2 separate regions of the Homo sapiens genome follow, and region 1 is linked to region 2. Evidence: chromatin contacts called from ENCODE Hi-C or POLR2A ChIA-PET data. All regions are on one chromosome and are shown on one strand. Each heading gives the region's core, a stretch centred on a gene start or an enhancer-like site at or near the end of the contact. The rest is flanking DNA. Distances are from core to core; before and after follow the strand shown. Region 1 overlaps THOC5 (THO complex subunit 5). Region 2 has its middle 17 kb from the start of RFPL1.

What was found. A loop is a pair of places that touch in the nucleus more often than their neighbours do. ChIA-PET counts read pairs that join two places held with the same protein, here RNA polymerase II (POLR2A). Pooled maps may share reads with other maps.
Region 1: a pooled map shows a loop between it and region 2 (2.3-fold over the local background). The contact joins two enhancer-like sites. A Hi-C loop is called at or near these places in 2 of 50 pooled maps. POLR2A ChIA-PET finds 5 or more read pairs at or near these places in 4 of 52 experiments (H1, PC-9, activated CD4-positive, alpha-beta T cell and 1 more).

What each region holds. Positions count from the first base shown.
Region 1 is chr22:29,522,689-29,528,837 of GRCh38, forward strand. It overlaps THOC5 (THO complex subunit 5), which reads right to left. Exons shown (of 20, transcript NM_003678.5): 10 at 5,738-5,778; 11 at 5,390-5,489; 12 at 3,150-3,258. Among named protein-coding and RNA genes, the nearest start is that of THOC5, 28 kb to the right of the region's middle. Within about 2 kb of position 1,908, at least 2 of the 41 ENCODE cell types and tissues checked have a DNase peak (open chromatin) inside an H3K27ac peak, as active enhancers do.
Region 2 is chr22:29,418,843-29,425,134 of GRCh38, forward strand. It overlaps a transcript of RFPL1 not described here. Among named protein-coding and RNA genes, the nearest start is that of RFPL1, 17 kb to the right of the region's middle. Within about 2 kb of position 1,314, at least 2 of the 41 ENCODE cell types and tissues checked have a DNase peak (open chromatin) inside an H3K27ac peak, as active enhancers do.

The DNA of each region.
Region 1 (6,149 bases), core at 658-3,157, 100 kb after region 2:
GATAAAAAGTAAGGGATTAAAAAAACCTTAGTGGCCGGGCGTGGTGGCTCACGCCTGTAATCCCAGCACTTTGGGAGGCCGAGGCGGGCAGATCATGAGGTCAAGAGATCGAGACCATCCTGGCCGAAATGGTGAAACCCCGTCTCTACTGAAAATACAAAAATTAGCCCAGCATGGTGGCACGCGCCTGTAGTCCCAGCTACTTGGGAGGCTGAGGCAGGAGAACTGCATGAACCCAGGAGGCGGAGGTTGCAGTGAGCTGAGATCGTACCACTGCACTCCAGCCTGGGCGACAGAGCGAGACTCTGTCTCAAGAAAAAAAGAAAACAAAAAACCAAACCATTAACTCTTAAGACTGGCCTGGCCAACATGGCAAAACCCCATCTCCACTAAAAATACAAAAATCAGCCAGGCGTGGTGGCGCATGCCTGTAATCCCAGCTACTCGAGAGGCTGAGGCAGGAGAATCACTTGAACCAGGGAGGTGGAGGTTGCAGTGAGTCAAGATCTCACCACTGCACTCCGGCCTGGGCGACACACAGAGACTCCTTCTCAAAATAAATAAATAAATAAATAAATAATAAAATAAAAACATTAACTCTGTCAGGGAGGATTTTTAAAAATTCTCTAATGAATTAATGGATCTAGGCAACAGTTGTCAAGACAGTAACATCACAAAAATAAAGAGAGCCTGTGCCTCTTGATGGAAGTATTCAACAACAGCCATGATACAGTCCTGCCCTCTACCCACCCCACCACCACAAAAAAATTTCGAAAACCTAATCTGATCAAGTCTCTAAGCCAACTCCCTGTTCACAAGAACACACAGGTAGAAAGACGAACACGTTTAACGATACCACAGGGACGCAGTCCTCAAAATCCAGACTAGGTAGAACCTACAGAGCAAACGACCCATTTTCTCCAACAAATACAAAGACGGTGGAAAGCCCAAGACAATGAATCTTAGGAGAAAACAAAAGAGATGGCAGGACCCTCTGATAAGATACTTGAAAGAAGCTTTGCTCATTGGCAATGTATGGGCCTTATAGTGATCCAGACTCAAAACACAAAACTATTAAAAAAAATTGTTTGTCTGAAAACTCCCTCCCCCAAAAAATATATGAAAAAAATCAGGGAAATTAGAATGATAGTATGAGATTCAAGAATTAGTGTGAGAATATACCCTTTATGTTTTAATAGATAAATCAATAAAACTGTATGCCAGGTTGCTGTCTTCATGTGGCCAAAGGCAGCCTGTATTTGAGCAAAGGCTTCTGGGCTGGGAGCCCAGAGTCTCGGGCTTTAGGTCCAGTGCTGCGATAATTGGTTGTATGCTCCCTGGACCTCAGTTTCTCTATTTGTAAAAGGAGGATGAGCTAGACAACACCTGAAGGCCTAAAAGACCTAATCCCAGTTTCACAGTGGCATCTCCTTTTATGTCTCCTCCCTGTTTGGGGGTCAGGGCCCACCTGGCTATGACAGCAGTGGTATACAGGTCTTGCTGACTTCGAATCATAATTCTCCACTCTCTACCTGTGACCTTGAGGCTACCCCTTAACTGTCCAGAGCCTCAGTTAACTCACCTCATAGAGCTATTGTGAAAGTTACAAGAGTCAATGATTATAAATCAGCTGTCCTTTACCAAGTGCTTCCTCTATGCTAAGCACTTGACCTGACTCTTCACAAGCACCCTGGGAGGGGATATTACAATTAACAACCACACAGCGAGGAAACAGATTCTGAGGCCAGGTATACAGCTTAGTGAAGAGCTGGAGTTGAGCATGCAATAAAGCCAGGCTGCAGCCCTGTTATTAGCATGTAGGGCACCTGAGAAATGAACAAGCAGAATGTTCATGATGAGCTCTACCACGATCTGGGGGCCCTGGAACTCCTCAATGAACTGAGAGCCCTGGACAGTGTAACTGGGTGCTCAGAAGCAAGCCCTGGGCTCCCTCTGCTGGGGTCAGATGGGAACAGGGGCAATTTCATCCAGAGCACCCCTGGGGGTGTCCAACAACACTCTCAGGCACAGCAGCCAAAGCTGCTATGGCCTGAAGGGGATGTGGACTCTAAGGGCAGTCTAAAACCCAAGAGACACCAGCATCATGGAGAACTGGCAGGGGTGGAAAGAGCCCTGCTCTACCAGGCACCAGAGCTGTACCTCCCTAAGCCTCAGTGGTCTTTCTGCAGCTGACAGTGGGACTAGGTCAGGGCAGTGCTCTTGTGAATGGAAGCTATTTCACCCTCAGCCCCGCATGACCCTTCTTCCCGCCCATGTTTGCAGAAGAAGAATGCCATGATTGGGCCAGGTATGGTGACTCATGCCTGGAATTCCAGCACTGTGAGAGGCAGAGACGGGAGGAGTGCTTGAGGCCAGGAGTTCAAGACCACCCTGGGCAACACAGCAAGACCCCGTTTCTATAAAATAAAAATAGAAAGTCAGCCAGGCATGGTGGCATGCACCTGTAGTCCTAGTTACTCAGGAGGCTGAGGTAGGAGGATCACTACAGCCCAGAAGTTTGAGGCCACAGTGAGCTATGATTATGCCATGGTCCTCCAGTCTGGGCAACATAGTGAGACTGTGTATCAACAAAAATAGAAATTAAAAAAAGAACACTGTAGTCAGGGCCTTCCTGGGGATGCGATGATGGCTGTCATTACTGTGCCTCTGCTCACTCTTCTCAAAACTTTCACAGGGACCCACCACAGTCCTCCCACCACCCAGATAAGGACATGGGCTTGGGCTGAGCTGGGGAGCAAAAATCCCAGCACCTTGGGATAGAAAGAGAAAAGGGAAAGAGTGGCCTGAATTTGGCAACCTAATAATGTCTGCCAAATCTCATTTTATATTCACACACTTTCCACTGGTAGCAAAAAGCTGGTGCTCTGCCCCACCTACTCAATTTGCAAATATGCTGTTGTCACTTTTATCATCTGCTGTGTAGTAAGAGGACTTCACAAATTAAAGTCAGAGAGTGCTTTCTAAATACCAGCGATGTGCCAGGACTTCTGGTCCATCTGGATACAAGACAAGTCAACACAGCCGTAGCCCTCTCCAGAGCCAGAGGGAGGAACCGAGAGCAGCCCCACAATGAGGCTCTCATCACCTCCCCATCCCGCACGTCATTGCCCAGAGCGCCTGCTCAATACCCTGCACTGATGGGGGTGATCAGCTCCATGGCAGTTGTCACTTTGGCTTTTACTGTCATGATGTTGAGGTTCATGAGGTAGTAGAAAGTCAGGTGAAGCACACTGTCATCTGGAGGGGAGGAAGATGAGAGAATTTATGAGTCAAAACACTCAGAGCAGAGTGAACAGAGTCATAGGGGGTAGTAAGGTGGGGGGGTCAAGTGTTGAAAAACTAACTACTAGGTATTATGCCCACTACCTAGGTGACGGGATCATTCATACCCCAAACCTCAGGACCACGCAAAATAGTGTAACAAATCGGCACATGTATCCCCAGAATCGAAAATAAAAGTTGAAATTATAACAAAAAAAGAAAAACAGAATTATAGAAAAATTCAGAGACTTTTACAATCATTTACTATAAAAACAAAATCGGCCAGGCGCGGTGGCTCACACCTGTAATCCCAGCACTCTGGGAGGCCAAGGTGGGCAGATCATGAAGTCAGGAGATCGAGACCATCCTGGCTAACACAGTGAAACCCCGTCTCTACTAAAAATACAAAAAATCAGTCGGGCGTGGTGGCGGGCACCTGTAGTCCCAGCTACTTGGGAGGCTGAGGCAGGAGAATGGTGTGAACCCAGGAGGTGGAGCTTGCAGTGAGCAGAGATCACGCCACTGCACTCCAGCCTGGGCAACAGAGCGAGACTCTGTCTCAAGAAAAAAAAAAATCACAACAGTAATATAATGAACAAAAAGAAGCAAGGAGAGCATCTACAAATTCTTTGCTACGCTTCCCACCAAGAGGTAGGGCTTAATTTCTCTGCCCTTGAGAGTGGGCTGGACTTAGTGACTCTGCTTCTAACAAATACAAGATGGAAAGGGAACCAAGCGATCAAGGTCAATATCAGCAGAAATAATACAGTGGCATCAGGTACTCCTGATATGACATGATAGCGACGACCTCATCTATGCTATTCTCTCCCCCAAATCCATAATCTCAGTCTAATCAAGGTCATGAAACACAAGGAAAGACTGAGACACTCACTGCCTAGAGCAGACTAAGGAGCATGGCAACTAAATGCACTTTGAGACCCTGGCTTGGATCTTGGGACAGAAAAAGGACATTAATTAAAAAAGGAAGAAACTAAAAAAATTCTGTCATTTTGTTAACAGTATTGGGCCAATGAAATTAAGAGTGGTGTGGATCGCTGTTAATCATACCATCTTTAATTAAGATGTAACTTTAGGGAAGCTGAATGAAGAGTATATAGGAACTCATGTTATTTTGGCAAGTCTTCTATGAGCCTAAAATTATCTCAAAGCCAGCCATGGTGGTGCACGCTTCCAGTCCTAGCTACTTAGGAGGCTGAGGCAGGAGGATCGTTTGAGCCCAGGGGTTCAAGACCAGCCTGGGCAACATGACAAAACCCCATCTCTACAAAAAATACAAAAATTAACTGGCATGATGGCACATGCCTGTAGCCCCCGCTACTTGGGAGGCTGATGTGGGAAGATCGATTGAGCCCAGGAGGTTGAAGTTGCAGTGAGCCGTGATCATGCCACTGTACTCCAGCCTGGATGACGAGAGTGAGACCCTATCTCTAAAAACAAACAAACAAACAAACAACCAGCAAAAAGAAAACCAGTGCGTAGAGCCTATTTCCATTTGTGTAAAAAATAAAGTGGGAAGCAGATAAATATACATTTGTATAAAAGCTTCCAGGTGCAAAGAATCTTTCTAAAAAATACATAAGAAGTCTGTAATAATGGTTGCCCTTGGAGGTGAGACCTAGGACTGGTATATAGGAACCTGTGGTGAGAGGGAAACTTAAATTTTACTGTTAGCTCTTCTACTGCTAGAACATTTTATTATATGGTACTTTTTCATACAAACCAACTTCAAAACATATACTCTGCAGAATACAAAGTTCTACTTACATTTATTAAACATGTTGGTCTTACTAAAAACCTGTATACTTTTGCAACTTGTTCTAGATATTTGACTTGCTAGATTCAGAAAGAGGTATAGTTTTCTCAAGCTTCTGCCTTATGTGACTGGAGTTTTGTTGCTATGTTGTTACGGTTATGATTTAACAAAAAGAAACAAAGTCCATGCAAAACAATAAGGAAAAACAAAGCAATATGAAATGGGAATCCTTTGTTGGGCAAATGGGTGTTTGGCTCCCGGACCCTCTGCACCTGCAGCTGGGTGAACTCTTAGGTGCTACAGATCCCTTAAACAAGGTGAGTGCAACCAGACCTTTGCACTTCAGGTCGAGCATGACAGACAGTGGGTGCCTCTTCAGCATCTCCTTGCGTTTGTCGTCCAACTGAACCCCCAGTGTGGGTCTCCGGCGCTTCTGGACAAAGGAAAGTGCCAAGCTGATGAGCATCAGTCATAGCAATCTCCCCTTCCCTCTCCCAACCAGCCAGGCCTCAGCCCTACTGCCTGGCACCTGCTGCTTCAGCTAGCTGGGTTGTCAGACTCCCCTCCCAGCAGCACCTTCTTTCACACCTCTTCTGCTTCTAGGGAGGACGGCACCTGCGAACAAGCATGCCCCAGTGCATGCAGCTGCTTGATGCCCCCACAAGAGGAAATGGTTCTCACCGTAGTCTGCTCCTCCTCGGCATCTGAGTCACTCTCGTCATCTGCAGCCACAGAGAGAAGGCAGCTAGAGGTGAGGGGGCTCCAAATGCTCCCTAAAGCACTCCAACCCACATGGCATAAAGGGGCCCTGACTCTGTCTTTTGTAAATAAGTTTCTCTGTAATAAATAATAAATTAACTTGCTGCTTCTTATTCAGTATACAAAACATGGTGATGAAAAAAGAAAAAAGAAGAATGACGTATAACTCATTTTTTTCAAAGGGCTTTTTGATGTCATTTAGATGGAACACAAGCCCCTCCTTGTGATGGTGGTGGTGGCTGTGGTAATAATAGTAACACAAATAATAATAATAGTAGTAGAAGCATGCATAACTTGAGGGGGTACTATGTGCTGAGAATTATGCTAAAGGCTG
Region 2 (6,292 bases), core at 64-2,563:
GGTCCTCTTCCCCAGCCAGTACTGATCCTCTGGAGTTTCTGAGAGGGTTCATGCCACACCCACTCCATCACCTGCTGCCTTTCCCACCTACTCCAGTTAACTCACTCCATCACCACCTGACCTGTCAGTGTCTGGGCTCGTGATTCCTGTGTAAACAAAACCTTCTATTGGGAAGAAAGTTTTATGAAGGGAGCTGTATGAGGGGAGACATGGGTCCCTAGACACCCTAAAGGAGAGACTGAAGTGGACCCAAGCTATAAACCCTCCCCTGTCAGCCAGCTTCCAGCTGCCACCAGGCCTACTCCTACACACCTGACATCTTTGCCCACGGTCATCGATGCAATCACTTTCTTCACTGCCTCCTTCTTCTTCTCCTTCTTGTCACTGTTGAGCTCTGCCTTCAGCTCGAAGATCTCCCCTAAGGAAAGGAGGCAAGCATGAGTGATCCCTCCCTACCCTGGCAGGGGACAATTCCCAGTATCTAACTTCCAAAAGAACCGGAGGGAGGCACGTAAGACATCCTATGCTGTTGGCTGAGGGAAGCTTCAGGCGCCTGGCCTCAGGTGGGCCAGGCAACAGTGAGGGATGACTGTTAGGACAGGAATTAACAAGATGGAAACTTGTAGGCCGGGTGCAGTCGCTCACACCTGTAATCCCAGCACTTTAAGAGGCTGAGGATCAGCTGGGCACGGTGGCTCATGTCTGTAATCCCAGCGCTTTGGGAGGTCGAGGGAGGCAGATCACGAGGCCAGGAGATCAAGACCATCCTGGCCAACGTAGTGAAACCTCGTTTCTAATAAAATACAAAAAATCAGCGCGATTTTTTGGTGCAAGCCTGTAATCCCAGCTACTCGGGAGGCTGAGGCTGGAGGATTGTTTGAGGCCAGAGGTCGAGGCTGCCATGAGCCATGACACCACTACACTCCAGCCTGGGTGACACAAAGTGAGATCCTCTCTCCAAAAAAAAAAAAAAAGAAAAGAAAAAAAAAGAAACTTAGAGGCCACTCTGGATTGAAGCAACAGGAACCATGGAAGCTACAAAGGTTCTGAGGAAGACAAAAGCATCAAAAACATGATGGCAGGCTCTGCTCAGCCAGGGAGCTAAAAACCCAGTGGAAGGCAAAGCTGTCCTCAGCTACCCTCACTCAACAAAAGACCCTTAAAAGGCTCAGTGCAATAGAACCTGAGTACTTAAGGCTTGCGGGGTGAGAGCAGGATTTGTGGATTCCCACATGGAGGCCTTTCCTGTTTTCCTCAAACCTCTAAGACAGCTTGCTCAGGATTTCACTTCCTGAGACACAAGTGGTTGCTCAGCTCTGAAAATGGGAATTCAGCTGCTCCATGAGAGCTCAAGCATGAAATCAATTGTTCTGAAGAACTTCATGATGTGAGAAAAACAAATGAGGAAGTAGGGTTGTCTGGTCCTGCCATGGACAGATAGTCAGGACCCTGATAACAGGTTAGGAGGGCAGATGTCATTTCCTGACCCCTTCTCTCTCTTTTTTTGAGATGGAGTCTCGCTCTGTCACCCAGGCTGGAGTGCAGTGGCCCCATCTCAGCTCACTGCAACTTCTGCCTCCCGGGTTCCAGCAATTCTCCTGCCTCAGCATACCGGGTAGCAGGGACTACAGGCACGTGCCGTCATGCCTGGCTAATTTTTGTATTTTTAGTAGAGATGGGGTTTCACCATGTTGGCCAGGCTGGTCTTGAAATCCTGACTTCGTGGTCTGCCCTCCTCAGCCTCCCAAAGCCTTGGGATTACAGGCATGAGCCACTGCAGATGGTTTTTTGCTTTTTTTTTTTTTTTTTTTTTTTTGAGACGAAGTCTCACTCTGTCTCCCGGGCTGGAGTGCAACGGTGCGATCTCGGCTCACCACAACTTCCACATCCCGGGTTCAAGCAATTCTCCTGCCTCAACCTCCCAGATAGCTGGAACTACAGGCGGGCACCATCATACCCTCCTAATTTTTGTATTTTTAGTAGAGACGGGGTTTCACCACGTTGGCCTGGGTGGTCTTAAACTCCTGACCTCAGGTGATCCACCTGCCTTGGCCTCCCAAAGTGCTGGGATTACAGGCGTGATCCACCGTGCCCAGCCCCCCTGAGCCCTTCTCTAAGCCCAGTCCCATACTAACTTGTTCCCACACATTTTCTTATTTCATCCTCACAACTCTGCATTTCCCTCCATTTCGCAGTGAGCAAATGGAGGCTGTGAGAGGCTCAGTAACGTAAACCCAATGCCAGCAGGTGGTAGGACTGAAACTCAAAACCAGGTCTGCTAGCTCCAAAGCCCATGCTCTCAATCCCTATGCTTGGGCCTACCCAAGATACTCACTTTGCTTTCCTAAACCTGTTTCCTTGTCTCTTTGGCTGGAGCATTGAACCCAGGCATGTCTGTCCACACATCTCTCTTCCCAAAAGAAATCCACTAAAAAACCCCAACCCCAAAATAAAAAAATTAGCTCGGCATAGTGGCACGTGCCTGTAGTCCCAGCTACTTGGGAGAATTGCTTGAACCCAGGAGGCTGCAGTGAGCAGAGATCTTCCCATTGCACTCCAGCCTGGGTGACAGAGACTCTGTCTCAAAAAAAACAAACAAACAACAAAACCCACCCCTGGGACTCCAATACACTCAGCACTACGTTCACCCTGTGGCTCACTAAGCCCCACAAGACTGATCCCTGTGTACCTCTCCAATTGCTTTCTCTCTTTTTTCAATTAGTTGCCCAGGCTAGACTCGAACTCCTGGGCTCAAGCAAGTAATCCTCCCACCCAAGCCACCACCTGGGGCGCCACTGTGCCTGGCTCTAACCTCTTCTTGTATCACCCTCCTCGGTAGCTCATGCCCACTACCTTCCTTTCCCCAAATGTGTCACAGGCACAGCACTCACTCCTTCCCCTTCCTATCCCCCATCGATCTGGCCAGCTCCACCCAGAGCTCTCCCACAGTCCCCCCTGGACCCAGTACACTTCAGTGTGGTTACTACTCTACAGACTGTCTTCCCTGCTCAACCTTGAGCAACACCAGGTCAGAGGCTCTGTTTCTCTTCCACTGCACATGGTAGGTTCTCAGTAAAAACCAGCTAGACCAATACATGAAATGCCTGATAAGGGGCAGACTTCGGGTCCTGGATCAGCTGATCCAACAACAGACTCTTTTCATCTGGTCGGCAGGCATGTGTCAGTATCACTTGGAAGGAAGGAGGGAGGAAGGAAGGGCTGGCCAGAAAGATGCTTACAGGGTCAAAGCACATTTGTCAGCTACGACAACATCCTCCATTTCCTTAAAAGCAGAAACAACCAAAATATCCAACGATATAAGCCTAGCTTAGCAAATTTCAGTGTAGCTACTCAATAGACTCAATCCAAGGTGGGTGGATCACTTGAGGTCAGGAGTTTGAGACCAGCCTGGCCAACATGGTGAAACCCCATCTCTACTAAAAATACAAAAAACTGCCAGGTGCAGTGGCTCACACCTGTAATCCTAGCACTTTGGGAGGCTGAGGCTGGTGGATCACCTGAGGTTGGGAGTTTGAGACCAGCCTGACAAGTATGGAGAAACGCCATCTCTACCAAAAATACAAAATTAGCCAGGCATGGTGGTGCATGCCTGTAATCCCATGACTTGGGAGGCTGAGGCAGAAGAATCGCTCGAACCCAGGAGGCAGAGGTTGCAGTGAGCCAATATTGGTGCCATTGTACTCGTGCCTGGGCAACAAGAGCAAAACTCAGTCTCAAATAAATAAATAAATTAGCTGGGCATAGTGGCGGGCACATGTAATCCCAGCTATTCCAGAAACTGAGGCAGGAGAATCACTTGAACCTGGGAGGCAGAGGTTGCAGTGAGCCAAGATCGCGCCACTGCACTCCAGCTTGGGCGACAAGAGTGAAACTCCATCTCAAAAAAAAGAAAAACATGTGCCGTTGGATAAGGACACACAGGTACATGGACGGAAACACACACATACACACACACACACACACTCTCTCTCTGCTGTGGGGATGCTGATAGGATTGTGTGTCTTCTTTCCCCTGGAAACAAAAACATAATTATTTTAGCACTTGGAGCTAATGTTCTTCCCTTTCTGAGCTCTAAAAGGAGTGGTCAATTTCTTATATCATCAACAGTTCAATTTTCTAGATCTACCACAAGCTCTAGGTCATTCCTGCCACATGTTTCCAGGCCTTCATTCCCACCCCTACTCCCTACCGCCATAGGAGGAAAACAGAAGGGACAGGAAGAGAAAGCGTAGGACAAGGCCCATTATTAAACAAGTAATACCTTTCTTGGTCGTGGTGAAATATTTTGAGTCAGTCATTTTGGTCCCTTATCTGTAGCCAGGCTTCTGCAAGAGAGAGAAGAGAGGGGTGACTTTCAGTTATGCTCCATCCCATCTTCAGTTATGGTGCAGAGGGAGGAGGAGAAGGATCCAGAACACATGTGGTACAGGAAAACAGCTGCTTATCTATTTCCTGGAGAAACAAACTTTAGATCATGGCAGATTAGATTTTGAAAAGTAATTCTGAGGAATCTATCAACTTTTTTTTTTTTCTTCAGAGATGGGATCTCACCATGTTGCCCAGGCTGGTCTCAAACTCCTGGGCTCAGCCAATCCTCCTGCCTCGGCCTCCCAAAGTGCTGGGATTACAGGTGTGAGCCACCACACCTGATCCCATCAAATTTTTGAATGTGCCTCTTCTAGAAATCTTTCCCACAAAAATATCTGCACAAGGATGGACGGGCTTACAGCAGCCCCTTTGTGGGACCCACTTTGCTCAGCACTGTCCTAAATGCTTGGCACACATTAACTCATTAGAAGCCTCATCACAGCATCATCAAGGCACGATGTTACCCTATACAGTCAAATGAGATTAGAAAATACCAAGCTTAAAAGGCTAGGGAGACTTCTCCCCATGACTTCTCTAAGCTGCTAAAACAGTAACATGTATGATTCATCTGTGGAAAGGGCTAGAATCTATAGCAGTTCCCAAATCTACCTGGCCAAATTTCTTACAGGCTCTCTCAGGACATCTCCTAGAGCAAAGCTCACGGTGTAAAGTACTATTGTAAGACAATAAGGGCCAGGTGCTATAGCTCATGCCTGTAATCCCAGCCAAGGCACGTGGATCACCTGAGGTCAGGAGATCGAGACCAGATGAAACCCATCTCTACTAAAAATACAAAAAATTAGCTGGGCGTGGTGGTGCGTGCCTGTAATCCCAGTTACTCAGGAGGCTGAGGCGGAAAAATCACTGGAACCCGGGAGACGGAGGCTGCAGTGAGCCAAGATAGCACCACTGCACTTCAGCCTGGGAGACAGAATCCTGCTTTGTCTCAGAAAAAAAAAAGACCATAGGACAAAGAAAGTAGTGAAGCTCCGCCATTCATTCAACAAAAATTTACTGAGCATCTACTGTGTACCTCAATAGTTCTTCTGGGCAACAGATGAAAGAAAAGAAGTTACACAGGAACAAAGATACCCTGGATACATGGCCAAGGCTTCTAGGATGGTTCTAAGATTTATTAAGAATCTATCATTTACCGAGCCCCTATTAAAGGCAGGAGCTTCACCCACATTACCTCATTTAATCTTGTCAATAATATAACTGCTTTGAATCCCATTTTACAGAAAATGAGAAAAGGACTCAGGGATGTTGCATAATTTGCCCAAGGTCAAATGGCTTGTAAGTGGCTGGGCTGGGAGACCATCTCAGGTCTACCTGAGCTTAGTTCCTATGCTCTATCGATGAAGGAATTCTGCTTCCCGCTTCTGAAAAGGAGGACAATTCCTTGACAGTGGCTAAGGACAAAGTAAAAAAAAAAAAAAAAAAAAAAATTGAGGCTGGACGCAGTGGTGCACACCTGTAGTCCCATCTACTCGGGAGGCTGAATCACTTGAACCCAGGAGGCGGAGGTTGCAGTGAGCCAAGATTGAGCCACAGCACTCCAGCGTGGTGACAGAGCAAGACTCTGTCTCCCTGTCCCTCCCACCCCCCCCCCCGCAAAATTGAGACTTTCAAGTACAGCCTTCCAATCCTATCTGTAGTTTTTATATGTTATAGAAAACCACACAACTCCAGGCCAGGCGCGGTGGCTCACGCCTGTAATCCCAGCACTTTGGGAGGCCCAGGCGGGCGGATCACGAGGTCAGGAGATCGAGACCATCCTGGCTAACACAGTGAAACCCCGTCTCTACTAAAAATACAAAAAATTAGCCGGGCGTGGTGGCAGGCGCCTGTAGTCCCAGCTACTCGGGAGGCTGAGGCAGGAGAATGGCGTGGACCCGGGAGG